Linked DNA regions of Homo sapiens: region 2 is linked to region 1. The links are chromatin contacts, found by Hi-C in ENCODE. All regions are on one chromosome and are shown on one strand. The core of a region is the stretch at or near the end of the contact, and the rest is flanking DNA. Distances in the headings are between cores, read along the strand shown. Region 1 holds the start of LUC7L2 (LUC7 like 2, pre-mRNA splicing factor). Region 2 holds the start of STMP1 (short transmembrane mitochondrial protein 1).

Evidence for each region. Hi-C counts contacts between places; a loop is a spot of excess contacts on that map. Pooled maps may share reads with other maps.
Region 2: a loop to region 1 is called in a pooled map, with 7 times the contacts of the local background. The contact joins the promoter of STMP1 here to the promoter of LUC7L2 in region 1. A Hi-C loop is called at or near these places in 4 of 50 pooled maps.

Annotation. Positions count from the first base shown.
Region 1 is chr7:139,355,875-139,361,421 of GRCh38, reverse strand. LUC7L2 (LUC7 like 2, pre-mRNA splicing factor) reads right to left here and starts at 1,528. Exons shown (of 10, transcript NM_016019.5): 1 at 1,100-1,528. The coding sequence starts at 1,160. The region is part of intron 2 of FMC1-LUC7L2 (FMC1-LUC7L2 readthrough); the gene reads right to left. RefSeq lists a silencer at 834-1,263 and enhancers at 1,494-1,543, 2,264-2,393.
Region 2 is chr7:135,659,549-135,664,733 of GRCh38, reverse strand. STMP1 (short transmembrane mitochondrial protein 1) reads right to left here and starts at 2,220. Exons shown (of 3, transcript NM_001130929.2): 1 at 2,140-2,220. The coding sequence starts at 2,154. It also overlaps the pseudogene RPL15P11. RefSeq lists enhancers at 437-961, 962-1,486 and a silencer at 2,126-2,345.

The DNA.
Region 1 (5,547 bases), core at 279-2,778:
AATTAAAAGAGTAACTTAAAAACTAAATTTAAGACGTGCCTTTTCTCTTAAATCAATACACTTAAATAACTTCTCAAGAAAAAAAGCATTTCCTTAGTGGCTAAGAAACTATCTGCCTAAAGAAGCAACACATAAAAACTACCAAGGATTTTGCTGTGTTAAGAAAGTAATGAACTAGACCTTTCCTACATATTTGAATGTATTTAAGTTGAATTTGAGAGTACATTACTAATTAACATCACCAAAAAAGCAACAGCATTTCATCATTTTATTTAGAAATTCTCTTTATGACAAAGGATAATCCAGCAATTAAGGGCTCTCTATACAGATTCTAAACTAAACGCCTGAAAGGATCTTTGTTCTCCTCTATTCTACTTCACTGGGTACCAAATTTTCAAAATCGTTCTGTTAGGGACATGCAACATTTGTCAATATTTACTGAACAAAGCCTCTATTAAATTGTCTAACAAAATGGAGGTCTCTCGGAAAAACAGGCCATAACATGTTCCTTCTCACAAAATGGGGCCAAACACACCCACTTAAGAAACCATGGTTTGGGTCAGATTTTCCATAAAAATGGTTGTTTCTGTGGGGCTCGAGGGTGCATCTCTGAGACTGGGTTAGTAATAAAGGTTTCCTCCTGACCCAGGAAGAGGAGGGGGAAGCTTCTCTCTAGGTACTCTGGAGGACGGCGGCGAGGGATGATCCCAAAGCTCTGGGTTAAGGAATTATATCGGGGGTGGAGGCCTTAGCTTTCCGCAGGTACCTAACCAGCGACAAAACGGGCCCCCCAACTACGCAACAGAGACGCGGGCTCTCCCGTCTCAGCCAAGTCAACATTAAAAGCACAAACTCTCCTTTCTGCCTCCAGGCCCCGCCTCACCCCATTGGCAGCAGTTCCCGCCAATCCGCATGGTCACCGCCCCCCCTGCCCGCCTGCCGAGCCCTGATTGGATGGGACGGGGGACGGGGACCTCGTGTTACCAATCTGGGAGCCCCTTACTCAGCCACACGCGCGCGCCCAGGTGCGCCCTCGGAACCCCTTCCCTTCGCCGTCCCCGTCCCCTCCCCCACCCCCAGGGCCCTGGCAGAGACTTACCGTCCCGGGAGGTGCCCATCAACTGGTCCAGCATCGCGCGCATCTGGGCCTGCGCCGACATGGCGGCGGCGTAGCGGGCGGACGGGCGGGGGTGGGGCGCAGACCGGGCCCTTTTGGGCTGGGGGATAAGGGGAAGGGATGGGGGAAGGTGCGCTGCTGTCTCGGTGGCCGCCGCCGCCTCGAGGCGTGCGGAAAGGGAGCCGGAGGGGTTGCGGGAAGAGTCCGGACTGCGCTCCTCACGACGACGTGTACGTGGAAGACGACAGCCCCCGACAGCGACCCTCGTGCCCTCACTCTCCGTCCGGTTCTTGGGACAGAAGCGACACGGGCCAAGCAAGCTCTCGCCTTCAACACCGCCACCCGCCAGAAGCCGTCAACCCCCCCTCAAGCTCTGACGCCGCTCGCCGCCACCGTCGCCACGACGGGAGCGCGCACGCTCCTCGCGCTCAGTCGTTTCCCGCGGGGGCTCCACCAACTGGCGTCCAGCTGTATCACTCCGCCCGCCCCGCCCGAGTGGAGTTCCACCCTAACGGCTCTGGGCGCGTGCACGCGCGCTCCTCCCGCCCCTTTACCCCGGATCTCGCGATACTCTGGTTCCTTAACTGACTGTGCAAGCCGGATCCGCCCCGAGGCGCCAAACCTTACATTACATTCCCTCCCGGCTGTAGGGCTGGCGGCTAAGGCTGCGCTGCCCGCGGTGATGGCGATTCAGACCCAAATTAGCAAAATGCGCTAGAGGTTAGCCTGGGCGGAAAGTAAGTAGAGACCATGCCCATCGTCGACCGGACTGCGGTCAGCCTCCTTGGCGTCTGAGGTGGGCGTGCTCGGGGCGAACGCCCGCCCCGAGTGGCGTGGACGCGTCCTGGTTCTCGTGCGCCTTTCCCGGCCGGGAGCAGGCCTGTCTCGCCGCCGCCGGGGCCGCGTTCCTTCCGCTGCGTGGGGCTTTAAGGCTCCTCGGCTGGGAAGTGTCAACTTCAGGAGAAAGCGCCCGAAAGCAGTACCCTAGGAAACAGGCGCGCCGACCCATTCGGATTCATCTTTACCTACAAGGTCGCGGGCGGCTTAGTCTGAATGTGAAACCATAAAAACTCAGCGTATTCTCAGCTACTGGGGAGGCGATCTCGGGGAGCAGGGAGCCAGCGGCGCTGGCCGCAGGGAAGCCTGGATTCTGAAGCCCGGCCCGTGACTGGGGCCTTGGCTTCAGTTCTACCCCTCGTAGGGCTGGTGGAGGTGGTCACACGTCTGCTATGGCGTGGCTGTTAGAACAAACTGGAATAAAATACTTAGCCCTGAGCCTTTCCCTGGTGTTTCTAAAAACTGTTTTAGTAAAATATTAATTCCTTGCCGGGCGCGGTGGCTCACGCCTGTAAACCCCGCACTTTGGGAGGCCAAGGGAGGTGGATTGCCTGAGGTCAGGAGTTCAAGATCAGCCTGGCCAACATGGTGAAACCCTGTCTCTACTAAAAATATAAAAATTAGCCGGGCGTGATGGCGGGCGCCTCCCCAGCTACTCGGGAGGCTGAGGCAGGAGAATCGTTTGAACCCGGGAGACGGAGGTTGCAGTGAGTCGAGATGACGCCACTGCGCTGCAACCTGCGCGACAGAGCGAGACTTCTAAAAAAAAAAATTCCTTAAGTAAGACATAGGTCAGTGTGCAGGAAGAAAGGTTGCTTAAAAAGAAATCTAAAACTGTAAGAAAAATGAATGAGTTAATAAAACCAAATGTTTAAGAAGACAGGCACTTTCTAGATACTTTGAAAGGACATAATAGAGATTTGTGTTCCATTAACACTGTATATTCATCGCCTAAAAAGAAATTTAAAACTGTAAGAAGAATGAGTTAATAAAATCAAATGTTTAAGAAGACAGGCACTTCCTGGATACTTTGAAAGGAAATAATAGAGATTTGTGTTCCATTAACACTGTATACTCATCGCCTTGGAACTGTTATTAGCAGATCAATAAAAAACATGAATAGTAGTAATAGTCCCAAAATTCCTTTAAATGTATATTGCGGCTGGGAGGGATGGCTCATGCCTGTAATCCCAGTACTTTGGGAGGCAGAGGCGGGCGGATCACCTTGAGGTCAGGAGTTCGAGACCAGCCTGACCAACATGGTGAAATTCCATCTCTACTAAAAATACAAAAATTAGCCGGGCATGGATGCGCGTGCCTGTAATCCCAGCTACTCGGAGGCTGAGGCAGGAGAATCACTTGAACCCGGGAAGTGGAGGTTGCAGTAAGCCGAGATTATGCCACTGCACTCCAGGCTGGGTACAAAGCAAGACTCTATCTCAAAAATAAATGCGTATTGGGCCAATGAAAATTTTTGAGGTCGGACGCAGTGGCTCACACCTGGAATCCCAGCACTTTGGGAGGCCGAGGCGGGCGAATCACGAGGTCGGGAGTTTGAGACCAGCCTGCCAACATGGTGAAACCCTGTCTCTACTAAAAATAGAAAAAATGAGCTGGGCGTGGTGGCGCATGCCTGTAGTCCCAGCTACACCGGAGGCTGAGGCAGGAGAACCGCTTGAACCCAAGAGGCGGAGGTTGCAGTGAGCCGAGATCGCGCCATTGCACTCCAGCCCTGGTGAGTGTGAGACTCCATCTCAAAAAAAAAAAAAAAATTATTTTGAATCAAGTTATCTTTAGTAATACACAAAATAGCTTCTCTTCAGTTATTCAGAGAACTCTGAATTCCAAACTCCAAATACTAGGATATCCTTTGGGAACTGATTTATAATAATAGAAAAATGTGCAAATTAATATGTCTTTGAGGGATACACTATTATGTACACAATGTGATCTGACCCTGAAAAACAGTGTATTTAAAGAAATACACTAAAACCAATAATTATGTTTTGTTGAAGAGATTTGAGTTCTTTTTTTTATTTTAGATGTCTTATAAACAGCATATAATTGGGGCTTAAAAATAGTCTATACAATACATAATGATCAAAATTGAGGAGTGAAATTGAGGAGTGAATTAAGTGATGTTCACTCTTGGAAGCATTGATGATTTATATTCATGTAATTACTCCTGTGTTTGGGTTTAAAACTCTTATTTTTGCCTATTTGTCTCATCTATTTCATGTTTTTCTCTCCTTTCCTGCCTGATTTTTAATCATTCCAATTTCTTCCACTCTAGTAGTGTGGAAGTTTCATTTTATTATATTTTTATTCTTTCAGTGATTACCCTAGAAGTTATAATGTGTATCCTTAAGGTATCAAAGTCTAATTTAATCAATACCTTTATACTCCCCTCCCCCAAGAGAGGTAATACAAGGAACCTAGAACACTAACTCCATTTACTCTCATCCCAAGTTATATGCTCTTGTTACCAGGTCTTTTAGTTCTCTTATTTTTTAAAACCAAGTTTTATATAATCAATGTTCTTTATTTACCACTTATTTTGCTCTTCATTCCTTCGGAAATCTCTGCCTGTCCATCTGGGATCATTTCCTTTTTGTCTGAAGTTTATCCTTTAGCACAGGAGTCAGCAAGCTACGGTCCACAGGCCAAATGCAGCCCACGGCCTATTTTTGTGAATAAAGTTTCACAAAAATTCGAATACTGCCAGGCTCGTTCATTTACATATTGTTGTGGTTGCTTTTGCCCCACAATAGAGTTGGGTGGTTTGTGAGGGATCCCATACTGTGTGGCCTACAACACTCAAATATTTACTATCTGACTTTTTTTTTTTTTTTAACGCAGGTTTTCACCATGTTGGCCAGGCTGGTCTCAAACTCCTGACCTTAAGTGATCCACCTGCCTCGGCCTCCCAAAGTGCTGAGATTACCAGGGTGAGCCACTGTGCCCAGCCTGACTATGAAGTTTGCCTACCTTGCTTCAGGGTTTGTTTTTGTGTTGGTCGGCTAGTTGGGGGAACGCTCCCATTTTGTTTATCTAAAAAGATCTTTATTTTGCTTTAAATTCTAAATGGATATTTTTATTAGCTAAATCCTAGGTTGGAGGTTCCTTTTTTTTTTTTTTTTTTTTTTTTTTTTTGAGATAGGGTCTTGCTCTGTCACCCAGGCTGGAGTGCAGTGGCGAGATCTCGCCTTGGCTCACTGCAGCCTTGGCTTCCCGGGCTCAAGTGATCCTCCCACCTCAGCCTCTCAAGTAGCTGGGACTGCAGGTATGCACCACCACACTGAGCTAATTTTTAAAATTTTTCTTGTAGAGACAAGGTCTCCCTATGTTGCCCAGGCTGGTCTCAAACTCCTGGGCTCAAGCAATCTGCCCACCTCAGCCTCCTGAAGTGCTGGAATTACAGGTGTGAGCCACCACGCCCAGTGGTTATTTTCTTTGGGCACATACATTCTACCTAACCTTTTACCTTCCACTGCTCCTAAGAAGTCAGTTCTGTTTTTCACTCTTTTAAAGATAGCTGGCTACTTTATCATGCCATTATGGACTCATTGAACAATGAGTTTTCATTCATTCGT
Region 2 (5,185 bases), core at 971-3,470, 3.7 Mb after region 1:
TGAGGTGGAAGACCAGAGGGTGAGAGAACATCAGTGTTCAGTTACTTCTGAGCTAGGAATATAATTGACAGCTTTAGCATCTCTCCTTAAATACTGAGAATTCTGAATTCTCAAATCAGAATCTGACCAGGCACAGTGGTGGCTCATGCCTGTAATCCCAACACTGTGGGAGGCCTAGGCAAGACCTGTCTCTACAAAAAAAAAATTTTAAAATTAGTCACGGGTGGTAGTGCGGGCCTGTAGTCCTAGCTACTACTAAAGAGGCTGAGGTGGGAAGGCTGCTTGAGGCCAGGAATTAAAGACTGCACTGAGCCATGATTGTGCCACTGGACTCTAGCCTAGGTGACAAAGAGAAACCTTGTCTCAAAAAAAAAAAAAAAAAAAAAAAATTAACACACAGTAAAAGTTTATTGCAAAACCAAATAGACTCATTCTGCAAAACCACTTAGAAAGTTAACTGTAATTGAATCATGTCCTCTCAGTTTATCAATGAGCAACAGATATAGTAAGCAGCTCAATTACATCATTCTATACTCTGGAGCTAAGTGATACCGCTTTTAATCTAGTGTTTACTACAAGAAAATGACTGTCATTATTCTGAACTCCTAAACTAACATCTAGTTAGGACACTACAGAAACTCCTAGAGGCAAAGGAGCAGCCCTGTCTTAGCTGGGCAGATTAAGGACACTCTTTTGACTAATTGGATTTAACAATCCATTACCATCTTTCAAAAGGACAAAAGGGGTGCATTTTGTGTTTTAATCTCTTTGATAAAGATACAGCATTTGGGGCCGGGCGCGGAGGCTCACGCCTGTAATCCCAGCACTTTGGGAGGCTGAGGCAGGCAGATCCCGAGGTCAGGAGATCGAGACCATCCCGGCCAACGGGGTGAAACCCCGTCTCTACTAAAAATACAAAAATTAACTGGGCCTGCTGGCGCGCACCAGCTACTCGGGAGGCTGAGGCAGGAGAATCGCTTAAACCCAGGAAGCGGAGGCTGCAGTGAGCCGAGATCGCACTACTGCACTCCAGCCTGGCGACAGAGCGGGACTCCGTTAAAACAAACAACAAAAAAAGATACAGCATTTGAGCCGGGAGCAGTGGCTCACGCCTGTAATCCCAGCACTTTCGTAGGCTGAGGTGGGTTGATCACTTGAGGTCAGGAGTTCGAGACCAGCCTGGCCAACTTGGTGAAACCCGTCTCTACTAAAAATACAAAAATTAGCTGAGCATCCTGGTGCGCGCCTGTAATCCCAGCTACTCCGGAGGCCGAGGAGGGAGAATCGGTTGAACCCGGGAGGCGGAGGTTCCAGTGAGCCCAGATTGCGCCACTGCACTCCAGCCTGACGACACAGCGAGACTCCGTCTCAAAAAAAATAAAAAATAAAAAAAAATAGAGGTTGAAAGCATCAAGTTTTGAATGCACAATAGCTTGGCAGAAAAACTTTCACTTGAAAATTTGATGAGCAACTCCTGGAACCTTCACCAAGCAATTTTTGAAATATACCGAGTTTTGCCAGAAAACTCGTTTTTAACTCAAATAAGGAGCCAAGAGAAATAGTCTGCTTACTCATGCTTACACATTTTGGGAAAAATTACTTGTATACCAGTGTCTGACTCATTCCTCCAACTCTGAAAGGTCTGATGAGGACTTAGCCTCTCGGACTTCGTGAGGTGGCTAATTTACGGTTTATTCCTGGCCTTCCTACCTCCTCAGAAAAGCCAACTAGCAGGGCTCCACAGCAGGGACCGGCCGGCGACCATGTAATGGAACAGGAGCGCAGAAAGAAAGGGGGGCGGACTACGAAAAGTCATCAAGGACCACACAAGCTTTAATACAAAGATTGCACAATGAGCGCGGGGCGCGGCACACAATAAGAAGCTCTGGAAACGCACACTCTCTGACACCTCAAAGTTTTAGGGACTTGGATGGCTGCAGAAAAATATTGGCAAAGGGATTTTCTGGGGAGGCAGGAAGAAAACGGCCGCCCTGCGAGGCGACGACCAGGCGCGGGGGACGAAGGGACCGCTGGACCCACGCCCAGGCCGGGTCGGCGGGGTCGGCAATCCTCAAGGGGGAAATGGGGTCCGAGGCACGCCCCAGGCAGCGGGCCCCGCTCTTCGGCAGCTCCACTCACCAGGAACTGGAGCATGATGTCGGTGGGGAGGGCGAGGAGGGCGCGAAGGACTGCAGCAGCTCCGCGGGCCGGTCCGAGCCTACCTCCCCATGCGCGGGGGGGGCGGAACCCCTCGTCGACTTCCGGGTCACGCCACGCCCCGCCCCGCTCCTCCCACTCAGCCCGCGCCCGGAAACGACTTGCAGTGTCGCAGCGCCCAGGTTCCCCCTGGCGGAGCGCGTTGGCCTCACCGCCTGAACCGGCGGGGCAGCGAGCGCGCGACAGGACTTGCGAAGAGCAAGTCCCGAGCCTGGCTGGGCATCCTTGAGCATCCCGCCTCTGTAAACCTGGGCCGAGGCCCAGGAATCTATATTATTCTCAGCACGCGGACTATTCTGATACACAGCCCAGTTTAGGGCTCTCTAACCTAGAAGGACGGCATGAGCAGCGGGTCCCATCCCTAGGTTCGCAGCTGAATCGTGGGGGCTTTTGCAGCATCCTCTACTTGGGCCCAGCTGGACTTTGCGGGGAGGAAAGGAGGCTTGTAGCTCTCAAAGCTCCGCAGGTGTGCTGTGTAATCAGCGTTGTGTAATCAGGTGTTGTGTAATCAAGGTAGAGGCTGGGTACCGTATGGGGCCCATGCTGCCGTGTGCCGCACGCCAGTCACTGAGATGATGAGTTTTGTAGCAGAGAAAAGGTTTATTCACCAGGCAGCCAGCCGAGGAGACGGGAGAACAGATCTCAAATCTGCCTCCCCAAAGATGGGTTTTAGGGATATTTATGGGATAGAGGAGCAGGGTGGTCTGAGGTGTGGGGAAAGGCGGTTGAAGGTAAGGAAAAGTTTGGCAATGGGTTATCTGCGCGAGGTAGTCAAGCTTCATGGCTCTTTATAGGATACATGGTCACAAAATGACATCCTTAGCATGATCTGAGTGTGGAGGTTTTGGCCCTCTAATGTCAGAAGGACACCCATCGGGCTTTCATGCAGGCCCAGTTGAGAGGTTGGTGGTTTAAACTGTACAAGAACTGACCCCAACTTCCTGAAAAACAAGAAACCTTTATCAAGCAACCCAGATGTCAGAGATGTTATCCATAAGGAAGATAGTGGGAGCTTAGATATATATTGTTTAGCTCTGTGACTTTAGCTATGTGGGTTTTTTAATCCACTAAAAGCAGGTGACTAAAAACAAGTGAGAGAAGTTGCATTTGGCAGGCCTCATCAGGTTGGCTCTCAGTTTCACTGGCCTAGCTGGGTTTCTTGCCTGGGATGGCCATAGGTCCTGTTGACAATTTGTATCATCGCCACAAAGAGTCTGTTCTGTCAGTCTTCCGGTCTGTGTATGTGTGTGTTTTTTTCTCTCTTTCTCTTTTAAAGAATTTATTTTAAGCCTATTATACCACACAGTATGTTTTAAACACTAACTCCCTAATAAGATATATAACTCCCTAATAAGATAAAGCAAAGACAAAAAAAGTTCATCTTATTAGAAACAAGATACACCATCCCTTATTGTCTTCAAAAATTATTGCACTTTAATTTTCATAATTTGACAAAGCATTCATGAAACAATCTGCAGACTAGTTTTAACAGACAAATAACACCTGTAAGCAGACATGACTGTCCTAAATTATTAGGTACGAATTTTACAAACTTTTTTTTTTTTTTGAGACGGAGTCTCGCTCTGTCACCCAGGCTGGAGTGCAGTGGCGCAGTCTCGGCTCACTGCAAGCTCCGCCTCCCGGGTTCACGCCATTCTCCTGCCTCAGCCTCCCGAGTAGCTGGGACTACAGGCGCCCGCCACCACGCCCGGCTAATTTTCTGTATTTTTAGTAGAGACGAGGTTTCAACGTGTTAGCCAGGATGGTCTCGATCTCCTGACCTTGTGATCCGCCCGCCTCGGCCTCCCAAAGTGCTGGGATTACAGGCGTGAGCCACCACGCCTGGCCCAAACTTTACTTATATTAGTGGTAACGGTGGAGCTGGAGAGTATCACGCCTTCTCCAAGCTGCCCAGCAAGAACCATCAATAGTGTGGTGGAACTTATGGCACTTTCCAAGGCCACAGCTCCTTTGGCCTGCAGATGTCAGCCCACACATCTCCCTCTGCTTGTGGACTGGTTTGGTGATCGACTGGGTGTCAGGATTTCTTCTGATAACTTCATAGAATGGATCAATGAGGATAACCTCAAAAAATCTGTATGTGGAATCTTCACCAACCCAGTAAGAATTCAGGACTCTTAGAGCCCCACAGTTGTGTCCAACTCGCTCCTCTGCAATGGACTGAAGGCTTCGAGCAAACTTCAGCTGGTTAACACCATGATGGACAGGCTTGCCATAAGTTGCACCCTTAGGAATTGGGCATTTTTGACCACCATGGTGAACATGAATCCTATATATAATGTAACCTTGCTTGGCCTTGTAGCCCAGCTGGCGTGCTTTATCAGGCCAGGTGGGGCAGGGAGCCCCGTGGACAGCAGATAGCTGGCAGTACTGCCAGCAGCAGACCCTCAGAAGAAAGCGCATGACATCAGACTGCTTCTTCCTCCATTGCTCCTGGATGTACTTGTATGCATCCATTTTGGCTTACCTGATGGCTGCTGCCAGACAGAAAGGAAAGAGCTTACTCCCCCTGGTCTGTGTTTTAACATTAATGCTGATCAGTTGTTGCATTTAAACTGCAAAGGAGAGGGGATATAACGAGGCATGTCTGACCTCCCGTACCATCATGTCTGGGAACTCAGTTTTAAGGTCTTTCTGGAGTCCCTTTGGCCAAAAAGAGGGTCTGTTCAATCAATGGAAGGAATTTAGGATGTTTAGTTTACCTAGGGAATAGGAAAGCTATAGAAATCTAATCAACATTTCCTATTTCTGCTTTTCTCCAAACATCTCTCATTGTTCTCTCTGTCTTCCCCCACCCACTTCCTGGTTTTTCTGCTTTCCAGCATATTGCCACAGCAACCGACCTGGGTTTATTTATTAAATGGCTAACCAATAGAGACACTCTGTGGTTAGCCATTTGTATTAGTCTGTTTTCGCACTGCTATAAAGAACTCCCTAAGACTGGGTA